Linked DNA regions of Mus musculus: regions 1 and 3 are each linked to region 2. A link is a loop called in an ENCODE intact Hi-C map of the cell type or tissue named here. Cell type or tissue: gastrocnemius. All regions are shown on one strand. Region 1 overlaps Stim2 (stromal interaction molecule 2). Region 2 overlaps Stim2 (stromal interaction molecule 2). Region 3 overlaps Stim2 (stromal interaction molecule 2).

Region 1 (8,000 bases), 85 kb before region 2:
ATAAGGCACTTTTACTTGTGAGCAGGCATTCCATCATCAAAACTGGTGGAATTCATTGCTGTGGTGACATGCACTTGCTATCCTAGCACCAGGCGAGACTGGTGAGGATCCCTGGGGGAGCTGGCCTACCAGCCTAGGCTACTTTGTAAGCACTAGTTCATTGAAAGAGGCTATCTCAGAAAAGTAGGTAGACGGAGTCTGTGGATTAACCTCTGACCTACAGGCTTGTACACATGCATCTGAACACACGAACACACAGAATAACAGTATCATTGAAGACACTTGTGTGACTAAGTAACCAGATCATTAATGTGTATTTTTATATGTATTTACTAATAACCTTGGGATGATTTAGAAAAAAAGAATTGGAGTTGGAGATTGGTCCCAAGGGCCTTTCCAGGCTAAGTGTGTACTCAAGAGCACTTTTAAATGTTGAGTTAGTGAATCCTTGGGTGTCAGATGTATTACAGGCTTATGGAAGTGTTAGGAGCACTGATGTATTCAGTTATAAGGCTCACGGGCTCCTAGAACTTACATTACTGTTTAAATTGGGAGCATAATTAATATCTTAAAATAATGAGACATACCTGTTAAGAACAAAAGAGAATACATGAAATAGAGAATAGTGTGGCAGAGAGGTCATGGGGCACCTGCTAACTTTAGGAGGGTGTGCTAATTGGAGAAGCTGCAAAGAAATTCATATTAAATTAATAAAAAAAAATCTATTACCCCCCCCCCCCCATGTTTGTGGTTGTTTCCTTCCACCTCAAGTTGCAGTTGTTTCCTTCCACCTCAGGTTGCAGGGATTGAATTGAGTTGACAGTCTTGGCAGCAAGCAATCTCACTGGCTGGAAAGTCACATTTTTAGTACAATAAATTTGCATTTATTTTTTAAATATTTTTGGTGTGTGCATGGGCGTGTGTGTGTGTGTGTGTGTGTGTGTGTGTGTGTGTGTGTGTGTGTGCTTGCGCATGCTTGTACTTGTCAGCTCTCCAGTGAGGGGACTAAACACAAGCTCTTTGCAAAGTTTGTACTCTTAACTGCTTACTTACCTTCACAGCTCCCTGAAGATCATATATATTTTGTTTTGTTTCATTTTGTTTTCTAGGGACAGGTTCTCACTATGTAACTCTGGCCATCCTGCAGCTCACTATATAGACCAGGCTGGCCTCACATTCACAGCGATTTCCCAGATCTGGAGTACAGGATTTAAAGGCCTACACCACTGTGCATGGTTTAAGGCCTTGTTGTTGTTTGTTTGTTCTTTCAAGACAAATTCTCACTATGTAACTCTGACTGTCATGTAACTCTGTAAACGAGGTTGGCCTTGTACTCACAGATATCCACCTGCCTCTGCAACTTGAGTGCTGGGATAAGTTCACCACTACCACCTATCCTAAGGTCATATTTTTAGTGATAGTAATTGAAGGGAGTTGAGAGTGAACATTCCACATAGAGGTATTGATAGAGATTAGTTAGAGATCCCAAGGCAAGAAAGAATTTGAATTACTTGATTTAAATATCTCATTCTAGGTTGGAGAGATGGTTTAGTCAGTAAAGAGCACATGTGTAAAAGCAGGGCATGAAACATGAGTGTAATTCCAGATCTGGGGAGGTGGAGATAGGCAGGTCATTGTAGTTCATGGCCAGCTAGACTAGCAAGTCCATGGGCTCTTGCTTCAGTGAGAACCCTTCCTCAAAATCTCCATATCAAGGACACATAGCACAGCCCCAACACACACACACACACACACACACAGCACAGCCCCAACACACACACACACACACACACACACACACACACACACACACACACACACAGCACAGCCCCAACACACACACACACACACACACACAGAGAGAGAGAGAGACAGAGAGAGAGACAGAGAGAGACAGAGAGAGAGAGAGAGACAGAGAGAGAGAGATCGATCTGCTTTGTCTGAGCATATTTAGAGGGGGAAGATCAGCATGAGATCTGGCTGCTGAAGAGAGTGGGGCCAGATGGTACAGAACCTTCTAGATCTTTCCCTATTTTTTAACTTTTTCAGAGGATAATGGGAAGGATTGAAGCATCTTAAAGAGGGAAATGAAATAATAGGACTAATTTTTGTTGTCTATTCTGCATAATTTTTCAGGCCATGATAGAAAATACAAAAAACAAAATTATTTTTAAGTGTATGTTTTTAGTATTGTTAGATCTTTTAAAATTGTTGATTCCTAGAACTTTTTTTTATGTTATAAAACTGAAATAGCTGTTAATTCTGTTTCTCCAACTGCTGGCAATTGCCATTTACATTTTTTGTTTCTGTGAATTTGATTACTTAAGGTATTTGGTACAAGTAGAATCCTACAGTATCTGCCAAATTGTTACTAACTTACTTGTTAGTTGGCAGAATGTTTTCAAGGTTTGTAACATGGATAACAGAATTTCAAGGCAGAGACTTTGTATGCAGACCACATTCCCACCCTCCCTCCCTCCCTCCCTCCCTCCCTCCCTCCCTCCCTCCCTGGACACATTTTGCCTGGTATAAGTAATGTTGGCAACATGAGTGCGCTGATTTCTTTGTTTCTTTCTTTCTTTTTTTTAAAGACTTATTTATCTATTATATGTGAATACACTGTAGCTGTCTTCAGACACCCCAGAAAAGGGTCTCAGATCTCATTATGGATGGTTGTGGGCCACCATGTGGTTGCGGGGATTTGAACTCAGGACCTTTGGAAGAGCAGTCAGTGCTCTTACCTGCTGAGCCATCTCACCAGCCCGAGTGTACTGATTTCTCTGACATCCTGCTTCTAGTTCTGTTTGCTAGATATCTAGAAGTGGGATTGCTGAGTATATATGGCTTTTACTTTTCACTGGGTGCTTGCCATGTCAATCCATACGTGGTAGCAGCGTTTTACAACCTGACTGGGACAGGTGTGCAGGGCTTCACTGTTTTGCATGATTTAAGATCTGTTGGCTGCTGTTTGGAATACTGATAGGAAGAATGGTCACAGAGAGGTTGTCTAGGCAGGTGGATCCTCTGTCCAGAGGGAGTGGTGGTAGAATGTTAGAGAAGAGAAACTGTACAGAATTGATTTGGCTTGTGTATGGATTGGGACATTGCTGGGACAGGAACAGAGGAAATAAAGACCACTTTTAGAGTGTGCTGCTTAAAGTCCCCAAGACGTACGTACATGGTGTCATCCTCCTGGCATCCCATGTTCCTAGCAGACCCCGGCACATTTCTTCATGTGCCTCATTAGTCAGGCTGGGGTTATTACCAAAGGGAAAGAGATATCTTGTTTAGGACAACCATGATTTCCCCCACTCCCCTCCACAGCTGGGAGAAGGGGCTCACTTTACCAGCATATTGTTGCCTCCTTTTAGAACAAAGTGGAGATTCTTTGAGGGAATGACATAATTAGCTTTACGAGCTTTGGAAAAGTATTGTGATTTTTTTTTTTTTTTAAAGTACCATAGCCATCTTGAAGGGTTTTGTTGTAAAGATTATATAAAAGAGTGAAGCCATCACTAATGCTCAGTAAACATCATTTTACGTGACTCTTTCCACTCCAGCCATATTAGTGTGTGTGACAGAGAGAGAGAGAGAAAGCGAGAGAGAGAGCTAAACAAGCTAAACAATCTAACAAACAAGAACTCTGTCTTTAAAAAAAATACTTACTTTATTTTATGTGTATGAGTGTTTTGTCTGCATGTGTGTCTGTATTATGTGTTTATGTGTGCCTGGTGCGCACAGAGGTCAGAAGAGGGAGTTTAACCTGATGAACTGCAGTTACAGATGGTTGGTACCTAGAGTTAGTGCTGAGAACCTCTGCAAGTGCCCTTAGGGGCTGAGACATTGCTTCAGTTCCTACAAAAACAATCCTGGGGTTGTGCTTGCCCCTTTCTCAGCTCTTTTCATCTTTCCCCCATGTTTGTACTAAACGCAGTCATTTGGCACTGCTCTCTCTTGTTCATTTCATCTTTCTAGATGCCACTAGTTAGATCGAAACTTGGTGTATGAGGTTGATGGTGGAGAAAAATCGTTGACCTGCATATCTCGAGTATGCTTATGGAAAATTGGGCTCTCTCCTTATTTTCTCCTTTATTCTCTTGCTTTATGTTCCTTTCATCTCAGATTGCCCTGTCTCTCAAAGTTCGTTCTAAATACTCATCATTCAGTTGGTGCTTATTTATAAAAAATATTCAGTGTTCAGTGTACTGCTTTGAAACATGAAGATACAGCACTGGGCAGCATTTGATATGGATCCTACTTGTCCATGTTTTCCTGTTGTAAAGTCTTCCAAATTCTTCGCAGTGAGCTGTGACTCCTTGCCTGCTCAGGTATCTATTCAAGTGTCTTTAGAAAGTTGTCCCAGAACTTATAAGTACTTAACAGTCTGAAGGTTTGTTTCTGGAGTCTGTTGTGGCTATTGATACATTTAATCTATATCATGATTAATGGTTTATCTATTTCTTTGACACAGGGTCCAGTTTTTAAAAACAGGTAGTCTGGAGTGTAGTATGATTTAATTATTGGAATCTGCTCTTACTTAATCTATCTTGAGGGGTACATGAAAGTTTTGGTGTGACTTTGAGGAAGAACTTTGAGGAAGAGCTGTGTAACTCATCTTTATTTGTGATTGCTAGCTTCTAATAGGGAAACGTTATGAGATCAACTTTCAGTTTTCACTTACATAAACTGAGTGGCTATGACTAATATATTACTCATTTGTCTTAAGTCATGAACTTGGATAATCTGCTACCTTTTTATAAGAGTCTAGGGTAATTACATTGATGGGATTATTTAAGAGCCTGGAATTTTATTCAACTTGTAGTGTTATAGGCTTTAAAAGACATTTTATTAAATGGTAGTTAAGGTGCTGAGGAGATGGCTCAGCAGTTATAAGCACTTAGGCTCTTACAGAGTACCCAGGGTTAGGCTCCCAGCATCCATGTCAGGTTGCCACGAGTGCCTATAACTCTTTGATGCCCTCTGGCCTCCTCAGGAACATATAAGCACCCAGTGCCCATAAACTTACCCAGGAACACACATGCACATAAAAATAAAAGACTACAATAACACTTATGTAACCTATAAAAAGTGCAGTTAATGTGAGTTTAGGAGTTATAAGCTCACTATTTGGCATCAAGTATAAAGTTACATTTTGCTTCTTAGTTTGAGAGTATTCTGTGTGATAGCTTTTAAGTTTTAGAACAGTAGTAGAAAGCTAAAATCATAGTCTTTCTCATGGTTTCATCTTTAATATTTTGATTATAGTTGTCTGATTGTATTCAGAACAAATTGGCACTTTGCTCATTTATGATTGCCTTTAGCTGAAGCTAAGCAGCATATTGCTTTTTATTTATTGACAGTTTTTATTTATTTATAATATCAACTATACAAGTCACAGTGAATTTTGTAAAAAGCATATATATGTGCTTTACATTAGGATCAACCTTACGGCCCTACAGAAGCCAGAACTAGATCCCTGATCTATAAACTTTGACGCTTAGATTGTTCGCTATGTACTGTGCTATATTTATTTGAGATGGGATCTTGCTGGGTTGTCTAGGTTGGCCTTAGACTCCTGGGCTCAGATGATCCCCCTGCCTGTATATCCTGGGTGGCTGAGACTTTAGATGATCTGCCAATCACTGTACTACTGGCTGCTGCAATGTAGTTATTTATTTTTGAGACAGGGCCTCTCTGTGGAGTCCAGAGTGGCGTTTTGAAAGTGGTGGTTTCTTTACCTTCTGTCCCCGAGCGCTGAGATAGCAATTGTGCACTACCAAGTCTGTGTGTATAGATGCATTTTAAGATCTTGCAGAAATAAGCTGGTCCTTTCAATTTCATACATATGAATATTTGTGTTTATATACTTTCTTATATAATTGTCTGGTAGCTTTTGTAGTACACTGAAAGTTTGGCTTTGCATTTTAAGTCTTTTAAAGTTGATTTTTTTTTTAGGTAGGTAGCTGGCAGTTTTGAGAGATTTATCATCACCTATCTTGAATGTTAAGCTCCTGAAGACCAGGATTATTTTTCTTCATGGCATAAAATAGATATTAAAGTTATCCTAGGATGTCTAATTTATAATGTGACAGTTTGAAAGTGGCTCTATTCAGGAACTAGCAGGTAAGTCTGCACTCAGTCAGTCTCTGAGTTCTAGGGAAATAGCAGCTGCTTTTGCTTAAAGGCCAAGTTAGTGTGCTTAGAGTTAGTCTCTTCCTAATCATAATGAAGAAACTCATAACAGAGTTTGAAATTAAATAACCAAGATTTTTTGGGGGTAAGGAGTCTTCAGAGTGAGGATATGCAAACTATAGGGACTCTCATTTTTGTATTTGTTAAAAGAAAACACCGTTATAAAGAATAATTTGCACGTTCTTAATTTGTAACTTAGAAGAGTTAATTTTCATTTACTATCTTTTGTTGTTGTTTCGAGACAGGGTTTCTCTGTATAGCCCTGACTGTCCCAGAACCCACTCTGTAGACCAGGCTGGCTTCGAACTCCAGAGATCCACCTGCCTCTGCCTCCTGAGTGCTGGGATTAAATGTGTGAGCCACCACTGTATGGTGGCTCACACCTTTAATAAATAAATACTTTTATTAAATAATATTAAACTTATTAAATACTAAATTTACTTAATAAGCCTTTGACTATCTCTGCTTGGGATGGCTGATGTGGTAGCTGTTTACTGAACATAAAGTATTGGTTGGGTTAGAATGTTTCCTGTAGGGATCTTTTGTCAGGAGACGTGATGCTGGGCATTCTGACTTTCCTTCTTTATTCACTAAGTAATCTGCATTGAGCCCCGAGCTGTGCACGAGTGTTTCCTTATTGTGTTGTGTCCCTAGCTGTGCACTCCGAGTTGATTCTGCTCTGTTTTACTCCTGTTGGTCACTAGATCCCGTTAGTCCTCATTCTCACATATATTCTGATATTAGTGAGAATGGCTAACAAATACAGGGTTTCATAAATTAGAATTGTCATTCCCAAGGATATGCTGAATTTATGCACAGTAATTGTTTCACACAACTCATAACTATCTGCTTTTGCTTAATGTATTTGCTAAACACAATTTTTGGTCAAAGCAATGTTGTCTGAATACCTACAGCTCAAAGCAATGCAGTCAGAGTAGCTACATTAGTAGCACATGGAAGGAAGCTTCATTCTTCATTCTTGATGCAGGATTGAACTTAAGAGTTCAAAGTCAGTCATATTCTCTCTCTCTCTCTCTCTCTCTCTCTCTCTCTCTCTCTCTCTCGCTCTCTCTCTCTTTCTCTCTCACAACACACATCTCTTACTACCTTTTCTTAATTCTATTTGGTGCATTTCTTCTAGTTAATTTTATATAGCATTAAGAAATCCCATGTTGACTTTTTAAGGATCACAGAATATATTTTCACAAAATCTCCTTTCTGTATACTTCCCTACAATATATCTTTAATACAGTCTTGGTGTAGTTTGGGCCTTGAATTCCCCCTCAGAGACTCATGTATTAAAGCTTTGGTGTCCAGCCTGTGATGTTATTGGTCACAGGTGGTGGAATCTCTGTGGGGTTAGATTGGTGAGGGGAAGTCAGGTCACTGGGTCACGCATGCTCTTTAAGGGGACTGAGATTCTGATTCCTTCTTTATGTTTGCTGATTCATGAGGTTGTCACCATTGTCCCACCCTGTGTTCCCTGCCAGGATATGTATGCCCTATCACTATAGGCCCCAAAGCAGCTGGGCACATTGACACCAGACTGGACCCTCTGAGACTCTGAGCCAAAACAGACCTCACTCTTACAGCGCTGACATCTCAGGTATCCTGAGAGTAACTTACTGCTGTGTAACTTACTGAGTGTGCAGCAGGAGCTCACCTTGTAACTCGACTGCTCAGGTAGGGCTTGCGAACCTTCTTAGATCTCTGCTTGCTGTTTTTCATAATTCTGGAAAAGCTTAACTGACTTTTTCAAGTAATCCTTTTCTCGTTGGTATTCTAAGTATTTGCTATATTATTTTATA
Region 2 (8,000 bases):
TTCATTTTGTTTTTCTTGTATAAAGCCCCTATGTGGTAACCAGAGCTGGCTCCTGGGGCGTCTGAACATAGATTCTGCTGGGGGCTTCCCAAGACGGTCAGTGCATTTCGAATGAAGAGACTTGGTGAACATGGTATCTTTCCAGAGGTTGGGACTCAAGTAGCTGTAGTCTTAGAGATGACATCAAAGGTGGCCTTAGCAAAGTTGCCCAGGGTGGCATTGTGGCCCCCAGCTGATGTGTGGTAGTCAGCAATACCAGCTATCAGCAGCAACTTCTTGGGCACGGGAGCAGAGACAATGGCAGCGACTGTGGTGGCAGGGAGAAGACACACCAACACACAACCACAGTGGCCGTCACCTCGCGTGGAACAGTGAGGAATTGCCACTTTTGTTCCCCCAGTCTCTGCGCACAGGGACGGTGGAAAGCTTGGCCAAGATGATGGACCCTTGAATGGCAGTGACTACCTTCTTGGGGCACTTAACACTCAGACCAGCATGACCATTGTAATCCCCATGTCTTAGGGTTTTTATTGCTCTGAAGAGACACCATGACCACAGCAGCCTTTAAAAAGGGAACATTATATTTGGGGCTGGCTTACAGGTGAAGGTTTGGTTCACTATCATTCTGTCGGGAAGCATGGCTGCACACAGGCAAACACTGTGCTGATGAAGTAGCTGAGAGTTCTTCATCCCAGTCCAACAACAGGGCAACAGAAGAGTGACAGTGGACCCTGAGCTGAGCATCTGAAACTTCAAAGCCCACCCCCAGATACACTTCCTCCAATAAGGCCACAACTCCTAATAGTGCCATTCCCTATGGCCCATGGGGGCCATTTTCACTCAAACCGCCACACCTCAGTAGTGACAAAAGTCTTTAACCTGGTCTGCTGGTCTGCCCCAACCTAATCCTTTGGGGACATTACCTGGAAAAAGTCAGCGATCTCACGTTTCTTAGTGGGCTGGAAGATCAAATGATCTCCCCCAGGGACTTGGTCTGTATGTCCTTGACCAGCTTGGTGATGGAGATGCACTCACTCACAGCCTCCTCCTAGGCCCGGGCCCTCCCACCCACCACACCAGCTCCACCTGCTGTTTCTGTTTTCTTGAAGAAGCTATATTTTAAAAAATAACTTTAAGTTTTAAAAGAAAAGTGGCAGAAAATAAAACCAAAGATTCTAAAGATATTACTTAGATATATATATATATATTTGTTTAATATGTTTTAGAAAATAGCATGTTCATCACTTTACAAAACACAGCCACACTTTAGAAGAAATTTACTTTATCTAGAAATGCCACTCAATTACTCAGCGCTGACCTCTTCCTGTCCTCCTAGTTTAACAGAATCGGTTGTCATGTATTCACGTACTGGCAACTCCTCATTATTTAAGTACTTCACAGTGGTTGACATATTGAAATTATTTGGGTAAAGGAAACAGCACCCATCTTTAAAGAGACTGATTTGGTATGAAATTGTCTTTAAAGAAAAAAAGATAGTCATCATGTCAGTGTCTATGGAGGCCAGAAGAGGGCTGCAAATCCCCAGAAGCTGGCGTGAATGGCAGCTGTTAGCCACCTGATATGGGTGCTGGGAACTGAACCCTGCTCAGCTGCAAGAGGAGCAAGTTGCTGAATGTGAAGCCATCTTGCCATAGCCTCAATTCAGTATTAAAAGAAGAAATCTGGATACAGAGGGGAAATGCATAAACAATTTAGCCACTCTCTTCATAGGATCATAAATTTGTTCTGTGACACACACAGAGATGTTTAAGAAAACTTGATTAAACATTTCTTTCTCTTGTAGTCATTGAGTGTATTGCTGTTTTGAGTTTTTTTTTTTTAAAGAAAACATTTCTAAACTTCTCTTGCATGGTATTTTAGTTCCTATATTTGTGATGATAAAATAAAACCAGTTGTTTATGTTCATATGACATATTTAAATGAATAATTTCTATACTTTTTCTGAATTCTTTATGCCTTTATTGCTCTTCACCATTTTTTATGGACATAACCACTGGTAATATACTTAATTTTACATAATTTTAAAATCTCAGTTTAGACGGCCCGGCTTAGTTTTAAATTTTGAATATCCAGACATTTGCTAACATCATGTTGAGTTCTAAAAATTCTGCAAAGTTCTTACATGATACAAGGCAAGGAATACACGAGGGTAGGTATTAGCACAACTACTAATACCTGACCTTCCCAAGTTCAGGGCATGGCTTTAGCTGTCCAAATATAGCATGATGCAGGGGTTTAGACCATGTCAGAGACATGTCTTGCTGATTGACGTGCAACTATGAACTCACATTCTGGCCCTGTTCTAAAGATAAACCTTTCTCTGGCAGCTGGTTGTCATGGTGTCAGTCACAAGTGACGAGTGTACATAGTCCATGGAACCAACTGAGAAGAGATGAGCAGGCCTGCAGCTTCTTCACCTCTATACAAGGAGTTGCTTTCTCTCATGTTTAGTAAAGTTTAAAAAATGGTTAAAGATTCATTAGCAGAGCCCTGCCTTTTTACAGCTTAGGTTATTTGAAGTTTCCTGTGAGAAGTTACATCTGCCAGTGTAATGAGAACTCCTGAGGCTTTGTAACTTGAAAGTCTTTCATTTGAAATTGAATTTAATTCTAATAAATTCTGTATTGGTACATTGTTTTAGAATATATTTGTAAACATGCTACTGTTTCAAACATTGGCCATCATGTCTTTAGACTTTTATAAAAATGTCAGAACAGCGAGCACTGAACATTTTATAATGGACAATGTTAAATAACATTGTGATTTTTCCTCCCTTGTGTCTATACCAACCTGTTGGTATTTTATAGGGTTGTTTTCATGCTATAATTGAAGATAGTGTAGTTAGTTTTACAGAACTGACCCACTGTCCTAGCTAATCACGGCAGAAGTGCACTTGTCTACAGTAACTCTTCTGCCAGTTGTTTCTTGACACTGAGAACATAAGCCTGTAACTGTTTATGCAACAACAGCTAATAGCTAGGCAGAGTTATATATCCACTCTGGTCAAGCTCTGCTGCAGCCAACAGTGAACTTGGCTGTAGTTTGAGATTTTCTCAGAATGAAAAAAGGTACGGGAAGGAGGAAGATCACGACAGTCAATAGTTTGAGCTTTGACACCCACAGCAATTTTGGTTCCATATGCACTACCTACTTGGAGTATGAATTGGGGAATTACTAAACTGTCTGATCCATAGCTTCCTGATGTATAAGGCAAAAGTCACAATAATATCATTTTTGATATAATATATATGTATATAGTTTTAATATATCATACTAATATCCATAGTATTGATGAATTTCATGAGAATTCAACATGGGAAGTATGTTACCATAGAAATCTTTTAGCATAGTTAATTGGAAATTGTCACTGTATCTTTACATACACAAATGCTTTATGATTAGAAGTTATTTTTCTATTACTGTTTGGATGAATTTATGAACATCTTTAAGATTTGGAGGGCTAATATTAACTAAAATTTTATCTTAAATTTTAAATGAGACTTTAGAAACTTTTTTATTTTCAGGCCTGTAATTTAATGTAAGTTCTAAGGCTAGTGACTGCATTGGCTTTGTAAAATTTATAGGATTTATAAGATTGATTTTTATGGATGCCAGGAACAAGTGATTTGTATAGTATATTCTCTTACAGTTTGAATTTCACACTGATTTGTAAGTATCAGGTATACTTAAGTCGGGGAATGGAACAAAAGCACAATATGCTCTTCACTCCTGACAGCTGACATGTGTAAATTAGTGCTTTCATTATGTTCTAGGCCTCTGGGATCTTTTCTACAACCAAGGATTCTCCAGTGCGCCTTTGAAATGAGATACCCTGAGAGTAGTATTGCTTATTTTTTATTACAACTCCAGGACCACAAGTAGACAATTCAGAACAGAACTGATTCTTTTCAAAGGAAGAATTGTTACATCTTCATCGAATACTTAAAATGATAATTTTACAGTGGAATATAATAGTATCTCGTGTAGTATGGACGCCCACGATATAGTAAGGCACGACATTCTAGCAGGTAGTTAGCAAAATAAGACAGCTTAGATGTCGTGCTATTTTGTCGAACCAGTAGGTAGGTAAGAATTCAGGGGCAGAGATCCCTGCCAGCTAGGGCGTTTGATCCAGCTGTAGCCCAGCTGTGTGCTGCTGTGTCCTGAGCGTGGCCCATGGCATTCTTAGAAGGCTGTTTCTCGGGGCTGAGGTGGCCTCTCTGTTGAAGGCTGTGTCCACCCCTTCCTATCTCTTAACTCTCATTCTCGCACCCCATGCTTTCCAAAAGCTTTCACTTCTTAGACCTAGTTTTCCTCTTTTTCAAGTTCTGTTCCAAAATAGTTACATTGTGGTAGGGCTGGCGAGTAGAGTGTAGGCGGGGCTGATGCAACACAGCGTCTTTCTTTGTTCAACCGAGGAACTACATTTACTGTTGCAGAAATTGCCTTGTTAGCAAAAAACCCCAAAAGCTTTGAATCTCCAGCTGCTGTCTTTCTACTGTATCCTGTACCCTCCGCTACCTCTCCTGGAGCTCTGGTTCTGTTCACCATCCCTTTCCTACCACCCAGTACTGCAGAGGCAGAGGTAGGTGCATTTCTGCAGTATGAGGCCAAGCCTGAGCTTCATAGCAAGCTCCAGGACAGAGACACTGCTTCAACAAAACGAAGCACGGAAGCCCTGAACTATTCGCTCTTTGAAATATTATCCTCAGGTTGTTAGAGGGCCTCTCCCAACTTACAGGCATATCTTCTATCACGAAAAGTTAGCATAACTCTCCTGCGCTTTTATGTTACTACTTCCAACGTTAGTGTAGCCCCTGTGTATCCCGGACATCTCTAGAACTGCAAGTCCACTTAGGCAGCTGCTTACAGTAGACTACTTGTTGGTAACATTTTATACTTGTATGCTATTAGCACTAAATTTCTAAGAGAAAATATCTCAAGTGTTAGTGTGGTGTTTTGAATCAAAAGCTACCTATAGTACAATGGGTTTGGACCAGAGTTCATATTCTAGTTATCAGTTGATAGACATGTGTAATCAAATGTATGATCTCTTGGCCAGGTGTCTCTTTATAGAATCTAGAGATAGCAGCTACATTTCTCAGTAGCTAAAGGGTACATGTCGAAATGGATGTGTAAGTGTGTATTTAGAAAAAAAAACCTCCTTAATTAGCTGGATGACAATAATAAGTCCTGGGCAGATGAGATGCCTCAACAGGGGAAGGGGATTGCTGCCAACTCTGAGTTTGACTTTTGAAACCTGCAGGTAGAAGGAGATAACTGACTCTTGAAAATTGTCCTTTTACCTCCACACTTACAACATACATGTGCACATTTATTTGCACATATCTATACACATAAATACGTACACACACACAAAATAAATGCAAACCACTTTAATAAAAATTAAGTTCCTCTTCTCTTAGTGTTCATCATCAGAGGGCAGGTTGTGAGGACAGTCACATCACATGTATATTGGTTTGTCTCACGGTTGATCCATGTATAGATGATGACGAATACAAAGGAGACCAATGCAATATTGAACTGGGCATTGGGAGAATGTTTAGAGGAAGGAGTTCTTAGTTTGAGTCAGAGAGAGTAAGGACAAGGCAGGCAAATGGAAAAGAGAGGGAAAGCCAGTCTCAGCTGAAGAGTGTTAGGGTCCACAAGGACACAGGGCATCTTTAAGAAGCTGCAGATCGTGCAGTGTCTGCCATTCTAAAAACAGCTTGCTCTGAAACCTACTGTGGCCATTTACTAATTTGTTTATACCTAATTAAGAGTTCTACCTTGAGAAAATTGTAGGCTCAGCATGGGAATAAATGTACTGCTTTCAGAGCTGCTACAGTGTCCACATGAAATAACATTCATAAATCTGGTATGTAGTACATAGTTAATGTTAGCAACAGTTTTTATTGGTGTCCTAGCCATTTTTAGAATTCGATCTTCCCTGTCAGCATTCTGTAATGAAATGTTCCGGGCTGGTTGTTCAGTTTACAGTGCTTTAGACAACAGCCCTTTTTTGTTATAACGGAATCAGAAAGACAGAATTTTAAAGTAGCTCAGTTTATTACTCTGTTTATTCAAAAACTTAGCCTGAGTTAAAGAGCTACGGTGGCTCTGTGACTCAGGTACACCTCTTGGCAACGGTCTCTTTCCATTCCCAAGTGTGCTGAAAATCACCGAAATGTCAGCCTATAGCAATTGGCACAGTTTTGAGCAAAAATACTTGGTAAGCAATTCCAAAGTCAGTGACAGGTAGGCAGAGGGATGGGGCGGCTTCAGGTCGCTCTTTGTCACTGGGGATCTCCTATGCAAACAAGCCTAGGTTGAACAGTACTCACTCTTTAAGTCTCATCTACTTCAGTAGTTAAGTGGCACCCAGCAAACTGTGCATGAGTGCTCAGTAAGGAACTTATACATCCTTTAGTGGAAAAGCAGATGTTAAAAGAATTCCTTCTCTTCTAGATGATTGAAATTAATTAAATTCTGTGGGGAAAAAAGTTCTTATGAAGAACTGAATTTAGCTAAGAAAGGAAGATTCAACAAAAATACAGAAGATGATAGGATTCAAACCGGTTTCATATCAGGTCTTTGAGGACGGATAAAAAGGAGCCACCGTAGGGGTTGAAAGACCAGCAGAGTATTTGGAGCAGAGGGAGCTAATACAAAACTTCTCATGTCCTGGTAATGAGAAGAAAAGCTGTTTGCAAGGAACCCAGACATCAAGTGGAAAGCCAATTCTTTCCCTCAAGTAACTCTGTCTTATGATAGGATGGTATTGTTTTAAAGATGCATTCAAAAGAGAATTGGTTTTACAAACAAAGCTATTTTAGACCAGCACAGCTGTCCACTCAGGTCGAGTAGTATTAGGACTGGACAGTTTCGTGCGCTTTTTTGCATTTCTTCCTTTGAATCTGGTCTCCTTGGAAACTTGATGTGTTGGGTTGCTTAGACTGGTTTTTTTGCTATTGAAAAATCCAAAGGCAGAGAGAATCTTATCCTGTTTTCCTGGCTGAGAGTTTTGTGTGGGTGTGTGCACTGCAGCTGTGCTGTGGGTTTCTTGGCATTCAGACAGGGCAGTTCTCCATGTAATGCATCGCAGAAGGAAGAAGCCTTCGTGTAACAAGGCTACTTTGACTGGATTAGGTTCAGCGGAAGGCCCCTAGGGCTGGGCTGCTGGCTGGTAGCCTCACTTGTTTGTCTCTGTGGCTCCAGCAGGCTCAGCCCATATACAGGTGTGAGGGTAGAGATGTGTCAGAAAGAGAACATAAGAGCTTTGTCTCAGTATAAAATTGCCACTTAGCAATACAGTTTTTAAAGGTTTTTATTAGTTAATTATACTTTGCTTGTTTTTTCTTTAAAGATCATTGAAAAGGGCAGTGTGAAAACATTGCATGCAAATGTGCATTTAGCATTTTCTATAATTTATGAGAATGCTCTTTTCCTAGAGCCTTTGTGCACAGATGGATCTGCAGCACTGCACCTACCACTTCCTCCTTGTCTTCAGCCCCGTTTGCCCTCTGCTGTGGTTTTCCCCAGTCGTCACATTAAGTGTAGACAGCATGCAGCTCTCCATTTCTCAAGCCTTCCGTTGGAACAGCTTACCCTTTACACAAGCAAGCCGAGAAAAGCCTCCAACTTAATTCTTATGGTCTCTTCTTGTTTATCCTTTTGCTCGTGGTTGTTGCTCTCAAAGTGCTATAGAGTAAGCTTCTATCTTTGTGTGCCTGTGTTCAGATCCAGTCTTTCCTAATGTGGTCCCTCTCTGACTTTCTGCCTCTTCCTAAAATACAATACAATACAGACCAAACACAGCTCAGCAAGATTACATCAGATCTTCAGAATTCTATGGCTTTTATTGTAGGCTTTAGTTGATGTAGTCAAGCCAGAGGACTTACCTAATTCATTCTCATTCACATCCTCTCTCTCTCTCTCTCTCTCTCTCTCTCTCTCTCTCTCTCTCTCTCACACACACA
Region 3 (8,000 bases), 61 kb before region 2:
GTAGGAACCACTGAATCTAGGCTCCAGTATAGTAGGCAAGTGCTCTACCATGTGCCTACTTTATTTTAATTAATTAATTAATTAATTAATTAATTTTCTGACAGACCCTTTTCCCCCATGGACAGTTGAATTGTTAGAGAAACTGGGTCATATGTCGTGTGGACTAATTTTGATTTGGCTGGTTTCCTTTGATACTATGTCATTTGACTGGTTCTAATTGCTTCTTCTATACTGATAGCAAGATTAACTTGGATAGATCTATCTTAGATTTTTATATATGCATGCTTCCTCGAGGTACCATGTGCTTCCAGGCCATCATCCTGAGTCACTCCTGTCCCACGAGTCACATGGTTAGCGGGTCCACTGACTGCTTTCTGCTTCTCAGTTGGGTCAGTGTGTTTATCTGTCTTATCCCTGTCTTTAAAGTCTTAACCTAATGGACATGATTTACTAACCATTCTCCTGATCCTAAGTATTGATGATTGCTGCCTATAGCTGTGAACCGAAGTTACAATCTGTAGTTTTCAGTTTAGTTACTCTGTCAATTACTTATTAGCTGGCTGTCAAGAGCTTTAATCCAGTTTTTAGTTTTCCTAAAATACAGTCCTTATGGAGAAGGCAGCGGAAAAGCTCGTTTTTCTCCTTCCAGGACTTGGTAATTGACTCGACAACGCTGCTGAGGTCTTTCCCTTTCATTTTCTTTGTGTATTATGTTGAATTTGTCAACTTTGGGGAACATTTGATGCTTAGGACATTTTTTTAAAATTTTGTTTTCTATCTGCAAGTACAGTTGAATTTTGTTTATTTTTATTTTTATTTTTATTTTCACCTTTGGAGGAAATATTTTCTTCTGGGGGACTTTATAGTTGAGACTGTGTCTCTTTTTCTTTATGGTGTAGTTCTAGGCCCCAAGGGGACTTGCAATGTGCCACAGCCTTTCTCTTGTCCTGAGCTCTAGAGAGCAGTGTTTCCTGGAGGTTCCCTCTCCTACCTGAATACTCTTCTCTCTTCCTGTACATTTTGCTGTATTAGTTTCATGTGATGCTTTTCTACGTTTGTTCCACAATCATATGCGTTTTCTACTTTTAATCTCTTAGTGCTAAATTATCATGGTATTTCACTTGGAAATATATCACTGCCTATTGCTGGTTTAAAAGGGTTTTGAAATCCCTATTTGATTTTCTAATGTTAGTTTTCAGTTCCTGTAATTAACTCAGTTTTGTGGGGTTTTTTTGTGGTTAAATTAAATTTGCTAATAAATTTAGAGTTCTATATTTTTGTTCATGAGTGAGGCCATTTCTTCTTTGTTTGCTGGAAAAGTTTGCCAAGGTGGAATTCTTTTTCTCTTGATCATTGCTGGAACTCCTGAATGAAATTATCTGTCCTTAAACAGTTCCCTGTGGACTTAACGGGTGAATTGTCAGAAGTTTGTTAACTTGATCTTTTTTCTTTTAAGAGCATAAGGTAAGAGAACATCCTAGATGGCCAGTTTTTTAATGTCATCTATGCACGTTCGGAATTGACCTTTGTTACTTTCTCAGGTGTAAATTTTTTTTTTAAAGCTAGTCTGGCATAACCATGCAGTGGTTCACATAAGAGCTATTCTTCTGGCTAACACTTTACTGTAGACTAGCTTTGTTCTCCCCCACCTCCCTGTCCCCACTCCCCCTCCCCTCCTGCACTCTCTCTCAAAGGCACATGCTACTTCTAAAGAAATAGATACTGGACTGGGGACATAGCTCAGTTTGTAGAGTGTTTGTCTAGCTTGCAGGAACCTCAGAGGTTGATCTCAGCATTGCATAAAACCAGACCTTGTTATGCGCTCCTGTGTTCCCACAAGTGGCTAGTGGAGGCAGGAAGTTCAGAAGGTCAAGGTTATCCTCAGCTGTAAAATCAGTGGAAAGCCAGCCTGGGGTATATGAGGTCTGGCTCAAAGAATCTCTTGAATCAAGTTACATTTAAAAGTAAGTTGTGTAGTATACTATTTTATTATTGCTGCTGTTGCTTATATTTGTATGAATTCTGAATCATGAATCATTCTGGAATCTTTGAGCAAGGTTCTACCTTTGGGTCTAACAGTGTTTCTTTCTGGGCCTCAGTACTTTATTTGTAATACAAATAACTACTTCATATAGTACCCAAGAGAGTAGATTGAGAAGTAGTTTTTGAATTATTAACTATATAAGTGAAGGTTTCAAAATTAATGAGGAAGGACAGAATGTTTAAGGGAGATTAGAGTGAGACAGAACTGTTGAGTCTACATCCCCCAGCTTGTAGAAAATTGAGGCCGAGGAAACCAGAGAGCCGTCCATGCTTCCCTGTGGCAGCGAGTGCACAGAACTGAGAGCTCAGCCCAGGCTTTCTGCTGTCCAGGGCCTCGGATGGACGTGCTGCTTGCCTTCTTTCTCATGAAGTCGTTGAGAAGTGCTGGCTTGTTAGCTACCCGGCTGGGTGTATCTTTCTCAAAAGCTTAGACAGAACGAGTACATGTGACATCACAAGGACAAAGGAATCTTAAGACTTCAGTAGTTTCTTAAGTTACCAATAATTAAAATTGCAGTCAAAGTAGTTACTGGATCTCCCCCCTCTTACCCACACAATGAAAGCCTTGTTATAGTACTTGAGGATTAAAACTCACTTAATATAGTGAGGAATAAAGTCTTATGTGACTGCACCAAATGCACTTGGAATTTAGTTGAAATTTTATTTGAAAAATGATCACTCCAGTATAGTTTTAGTAAAATCTTGACTTATTATTGTTATGGAAAATTCTGTGTTTGCTTTTTTCTAACTAATTCTTTGGTTTCCTACATATATGTACCACAGATAATTTATTTTTCCTTCAAATTCTTCAAGTTGATACCACTTATGGAAAGGTTTCTTATTAATTGAGCTTTTGAAAATATTGTACAGCGAAGGCTTTTTAGCTAGCCAGAAATTCCTCCCCCATATTACTCTATATGAACTTTTTTTTCTAATGTCATATAAGAATTTATTTTTCCTTTTTTAACTTCTGGGAAACTTATTGCTTGTGAAATTCATAAGATTTCTAAGGCAACTTTAAAATCACAGTTTGTAGAAAAAGTGGTATTTTAAAGTAAGTTCTGAAAATTGTCTTTAGTCCTATTGTTTACACACTCCTGTAAGGTGGTAAATAACATCAAATGCTCTTTGTGAATAGTTTGAGTGAACGGTCTCTGTTTCAATGTTAACTTCCATGAGGATTCAGTATGTGCTTAACATTTGATTGATGTGAGTGTTAAGGACTAGGTGGACGCAAATTTATGTTGTGTATGCTTCTGCAGTTTTTTCTGTGAAAATCAGAGTATTTTCTTTAAAAGACATTATTACAGGTGTCAGTACGAAGGATAACTCGTGCTACTGAAGAGGAGACCAGTTCTTTTGTAATGAATGTTCCCTTTCAGGTGTTATGGATATTATTAGGTACTGGACAGGCTAACATATTTTCTCTAACCATGTATTATTATTTACATCCCTCTTCAGCTCAGGGTAAATATGTGTGCTAACTTTGCATTTGAGGATGCTAAAAATCCCCTAAGAGATTGGATGAAGATGACATTGTAGTAAACATTGAAATTGCAGTTTAGAAGAGTTCTGATGCATGAGTTGGTGGTCTTTGCTGTGAAATTGCACTCTCCCTTTGAGAAACTGATGTGGAGGTGACAGAAACCGCTGTAAAATAGCAGTTATGTGCCAATGCTGAATGGGTAGTACCGGGACAGACAGGGTCCGTTAGGGAAGTCAGGATGCCTTAAAGGTAGAGCCAGTACTTTTCCTCTTAATGGGCTAACATTATGTATCCCTAGACCATGCTACCCTTGAACTTTGGATCAGTTTTTGATTGCTGATAGGAGAAGAACACTGCTTTTAATTGCTAAGGGCATAAATCATATTTCCCAGTGACAAAGCTCTTACAGTAGATGAAAGCTAAATGTTTGAATTATGCTAAGAGCAGTGGGTGTAGCACCTATGTAGCAGTAGCTAACATTACCTCCAAGTGTAATTACAGCACTGTTCTGTGAATGACTCCCTTCATTCTACATCATTTGAAACCATTTCATAGATATTTCTGATTGAGTTCTGAAGGGTAAGAGTAATGCAGCAATTGACAGCCTTTTTGACACCATGTCTTCCCTGGCAAGTTCTACCTATCTAATATTACCTTGCATCTTGCCCTGTTCTTATATCCTGCTGGAAGAGAGGTATTGGCACTGTTCCTATAGTCATATTACGGTAGGTAGAGTTTTCTTGAATTATCTGTTAAATGTGATCTGTTTTAAGAGGCCCAGAAATAAAAGTATATGATGGTATGAATTTAGTAGGCTACTATAGATTATCATTTAAAATTTAGTTTTTACTTGTGATATTTTTATTTGCTAGTTTTTTAATAATAAAGTTTATACAACTAAAATAAGTGTTACTTTATGTACCTAGGTACATCCTTTTATGAAATTGTAAGATGCAGAGGACATGGTCGTTATTTTTATGCTTGGTTATGAATGAGGCTTTTCCTTTTGGGTGCAGTGCTTCATATAATGGAGGTGGTGTGCCAGAGTGGGCATAGTGAGAGTCTGTGATACAGTAAAATTTAAGTTGTAATTTTTATTTCTGTCTCATTGTAGTACTGGCTTAGCTTATATTCTTATTCTTGTGATGCTAGACAACTTGTCCCCTCCTTAGTCTGTTATCATTAAAATCCACATCCTGAAACTATATGAGTGTTCTGTGCAAAATCCAACTCAGCTCGGTACACTCATATATCCACGATTCTCTCATTGCCAATGTGTTTTGTTAAGTGCTTAGACTTGTGCCATAAACAGGCACAAATAGGCTCCTGGTCATTGATTCCTAATCCTTCCTGTATGTTTCAGGTAGTTTACTGAAGTTTAGTGAAATTACTCTTAGTGGCACAGATCTTGACAACTCCTTTATGGTGGTAAAGGTTAAGCTCAACGAGGCCTCTAAAGAGCCGAGAATAATAAAGCCATCTCACAATGTTATGCTTGGAGGAAAACCCAGGAAGGCAGGTTATTTCTGAGACTGTAATGATAGTGCATGCCAAGGAGAATGTCAGACTGTCCCACCTGTTTGATCTGTTTTTTATTAAGAAAGTAAGTGTTTAATTAAAAATAATAGAGCCAAGGTATTGAGAGAGAATTAGATGAAAAAGGAACTAACTGTTCGCAGTGCCTCAGGTAGGCTTTTCCCCTCCCAATTGTAGGGTCCAAAAAAAAAATTTTTTTTTTTTTTATATCCAACCCTGTGTTACAGGTCTCCTATCAGTACTCGTGACTGCATGATGTGAAAGAAAAGAATGACAAGTTTCTTTTAAAAAATTCTTTGACTTGTAGCTAAAACATTCAATAAAGAATTCATACTTCAAAGTGTGCAACTTGGCATGTAATATCTCTATCTATCTATCTATCTATCTATCTATCTATCTATCTATCTATCTATCTATCTATCGATCTATCTATCGGTGTGAAAGAATGGGAGCTTGGCTATACCAGGGAGTTGTCTGTCTGTCCTTGCAGCAGGTGAGATCTCTGGTTGTGTATGAGTTTAAGACACAATCAGCCACATTCGGAAGCAAGGTGTAAGTACGTTGCACTTAGCTGGGGATATGACTTTACTAAGATACCATGAAGAAGCAAGAACAGGAAGGAGGCTGAGAAACAAGAACAGGAAGGAGGCTGGGGCAGTTTGTAGGGGAGTGAGTGGCCATGGGTCCGTCTGTTGAAAGGAGAGGGAAGACAGCAGGAGGAACATCTGTGTAGGAGATGGGGATGGTGCTGCAAGGGGCAGTCTCGGTAATGTTTTGAGGGGAGAGCTTCCAGATTTCCTGATACTGGATAGTGTTTCTGTGAAGAGGAGTGACTTAAGTTTTATGCCTAGCAGTTGTAAAAGGCAGTTGCTGTGACCTCAAATGTTTCATTGTTTGTTTGTTTGTTTGTTTATGTGTTGTGGCTTAGTTATACTTTGTTGATTGTTGCATAGAAAAAGGAAAAAATTAAAATTAAGCCAACCAAATGTAAATGAAAATCAACTTAAATATGTTATGTATGGTGATACATGCGGACATAAGAGAATCTCTGAGTTCAAGGCCAGTTTGACCTTCAAGGCAAGTCCCGGGGCAGCCAGGAGTGCATAGTGAGATTGTCGAGAGAGAGAGAGAGAGAGAGAGAGAGAGAGAGAGAGAGAGAGAGAGAGAGAGAGAGAGAGAAGAGAGAAGAGAGAAGAGAGAAGAGAGAAAGCAAGCCAGCCAACTCTTTGACCCACCCTTCCTTCCTTCCTTCCTTCCTTCCTTCCTTCCTTCCTTCCTTCCTTCCTTCCTTCCTTCCCCCTCCTTCCTTCCCACCTTCATTGGTTCAATAGACAAATACTGAATTTCATGTTTGCTGTGACCCAGGTGGTATTCCAGGTGATGGAAACTTAGCACTGAGCAAAACCCCTGAGTAGTTTGCACTTGGCTTAGTTAATATTGAGAAACTAGTATGGGCAATTCATAAAACAACAGTATCTTAAATTATATTGTATAAGTATACTTAGCAACTGGTAACTTTCAGTTAATTGTATATGTTTCATATTTTAATACTACTTTTCCAGAAAATTACATTAATCTCTAGATCACTGTTCTGTAGGCTGATTATGGAACAACCTCCAAAGCTTAAGTTCACCTGTAGCAGAAGGAGTATGCTCTTATAGAGTCTGGAGGATAATACCTGAGTGTCATGAGGTTTAGATAGTGGCTGAGCATCCCCGCCCCTCCTCCCTCCTTTCCTCCCCTTCCCTTGCACTCCTTTTCCCTCTTTCCCACCTCCCTTAGAGTCCAGGTCTCATGTGATCCAGTCTGGCCTCAGACTCAACTGTGTAGCTGAGGTTGCCCTTTAAAATCCTGCATCGTCTCCCAAGTTCTGGGCTTATAGGCTGCACGACTGCACTTGACTCAGATCGTTTGACCTTGTAACTTATAGTCCTGTCTGCCACAAAGCCTGGAGGGCAGGATGAGAATGCATAGCTACGAAGAAACCATGAAATGGAGAGAAACACTTCAGTGAGGAAAAAAATGATCTCGGGGTTATTGCTAATGAACCAATTGGGCGTATGTGAGGTATCATTTATGAATGGCTTTCATTTTTGCCTACTTATTTTGAAGCAAAAATCAATGTTTGAATTGTATGCTGTTTAATACCATGTGGAAAAGATGGCAAACGTTGTTTTAGCAAATGAAGTTATTTCTCAGAGTTCCCTGCCAATCTTGCTAAGCATACTAATTCCCGTGTTTCTGCATGGACGCTTTACAGTGCTCAGTGTCCTCTGGCTTCTCTTGTGTTGCCAATGTCTTACACAGGCTAGTAGACATCTGGGGAGGGATGTTTAAAGCCAGAGGCAACATTAAAAGTGTTTGCTGGGATGTTTTTAATTATCAGTAATGGTTTCAGTAAGCTTTGTAGCTCTGAATGTTAGAACAGAAAGTGTAAATGTTTAATATGCGATGGCTTCGTGAAACTTTCCCTCTCAAAACAACAAAAATACTGTTTCTTGTGTGCTGGCTGACTTCCTATAGGTTGCTTATGCAGTGTTAACATAGCTTCTCAGATGCTGCTGACACAAGCTCTGTGACCACATTCTGCTGCTGTACACACGCATGGCTCCTCCCTCCTTACTTAGGACAGTAGGATAGCGTTGTTACAGAAGTAGGAGAAGGAATTCCTGTTTCGTTGGTTGGTTTGTGTTTTTCTTTTTTTCCTGAGACCTTATCGGTGTGGTAACGGACTCTGTTTTTCGATTGGAAAACTATGTATGTTTCTATTACCAAACATAAAGAATTTCTTGAAATAATTGATCGAAACAACCAACCAATGAACCAACCAGTACATAACAAAACTATGTTGTCAGACTAACATGTTCCTCCAAAGTCAAATAGCTAGCTAGCAATATGAACATCTTCCTTTCCTAAACATTCCCCATGGGAAGAA

What was found. Hi-C counts contacts between places; a loop is a spot of excess contacts. Peaks named below come from ENCODE experiments on the same cell type or tissue, not always from the same donor. Only the 100,000 strongest peaks of a DNase experiment are listed, where the experiment ranks them.
Region 1: it touches region 2 in a loop (3-fold over the local background); 5 of 42 quality-filtered maps call a loop at or near these places.
Region 3: it touches region 2 in a loop (2.1-fold over the local background); 4 of 42 quality-filtered maps call a loop at or near these places.

Annotation. Positions count from the first base shown.
Region 1 is chr5:54,008,816-54,016,815 of GRCm38, forward strand. All of the region lies in intron 1 of Stim2 (stromal interaction molecule 2), which reads left to right. Among named protein-coding and RNA genes, the nearest start is that of Stim2, 14 kb to the left of the region's middle. In gastrocnemius, no CTCF peak of the experiment used is centred here; no DNase peak of the experiment used is centred here; H3K4me3 peaks cover 1,021 bases; H3K27ac peaks cover 6,477 bases.
Region 2 is chr5:54,093,973-54,101,972 of GRCm38, forward strand. The region is part of intron 3 of Stim2 (stromal interaction molecule 2); the gene reads left to right. Among named protein-coding and RNA genes, the nearest start is that of Stim2, 99 kb to the left of the region's middle. In gastrocnemius, no CTCF peak of the experiment used is centred here; a DNase peak (open chromatin) is centred at 7,162; H3K4me3 peaks cover 488 bases; H3K27ac peaks cover 6,479 bases.
Region 3 is chr5:54,033,084-54,041,083 of GRCm38, forward strand. The region is part of intron 1 of Stim2 (stromal interaction molecule 2); the gene reads left to right. Among named protein-coding and RNA genes, the nearest start is that of Stim2, 39 kb to the left of the region's middle. In gastrocnemius, no CTCF peak of the experiment used is centred here; no DNase peak of the experiment used is centred here; H3K27ac peaks cover 1,884 bases.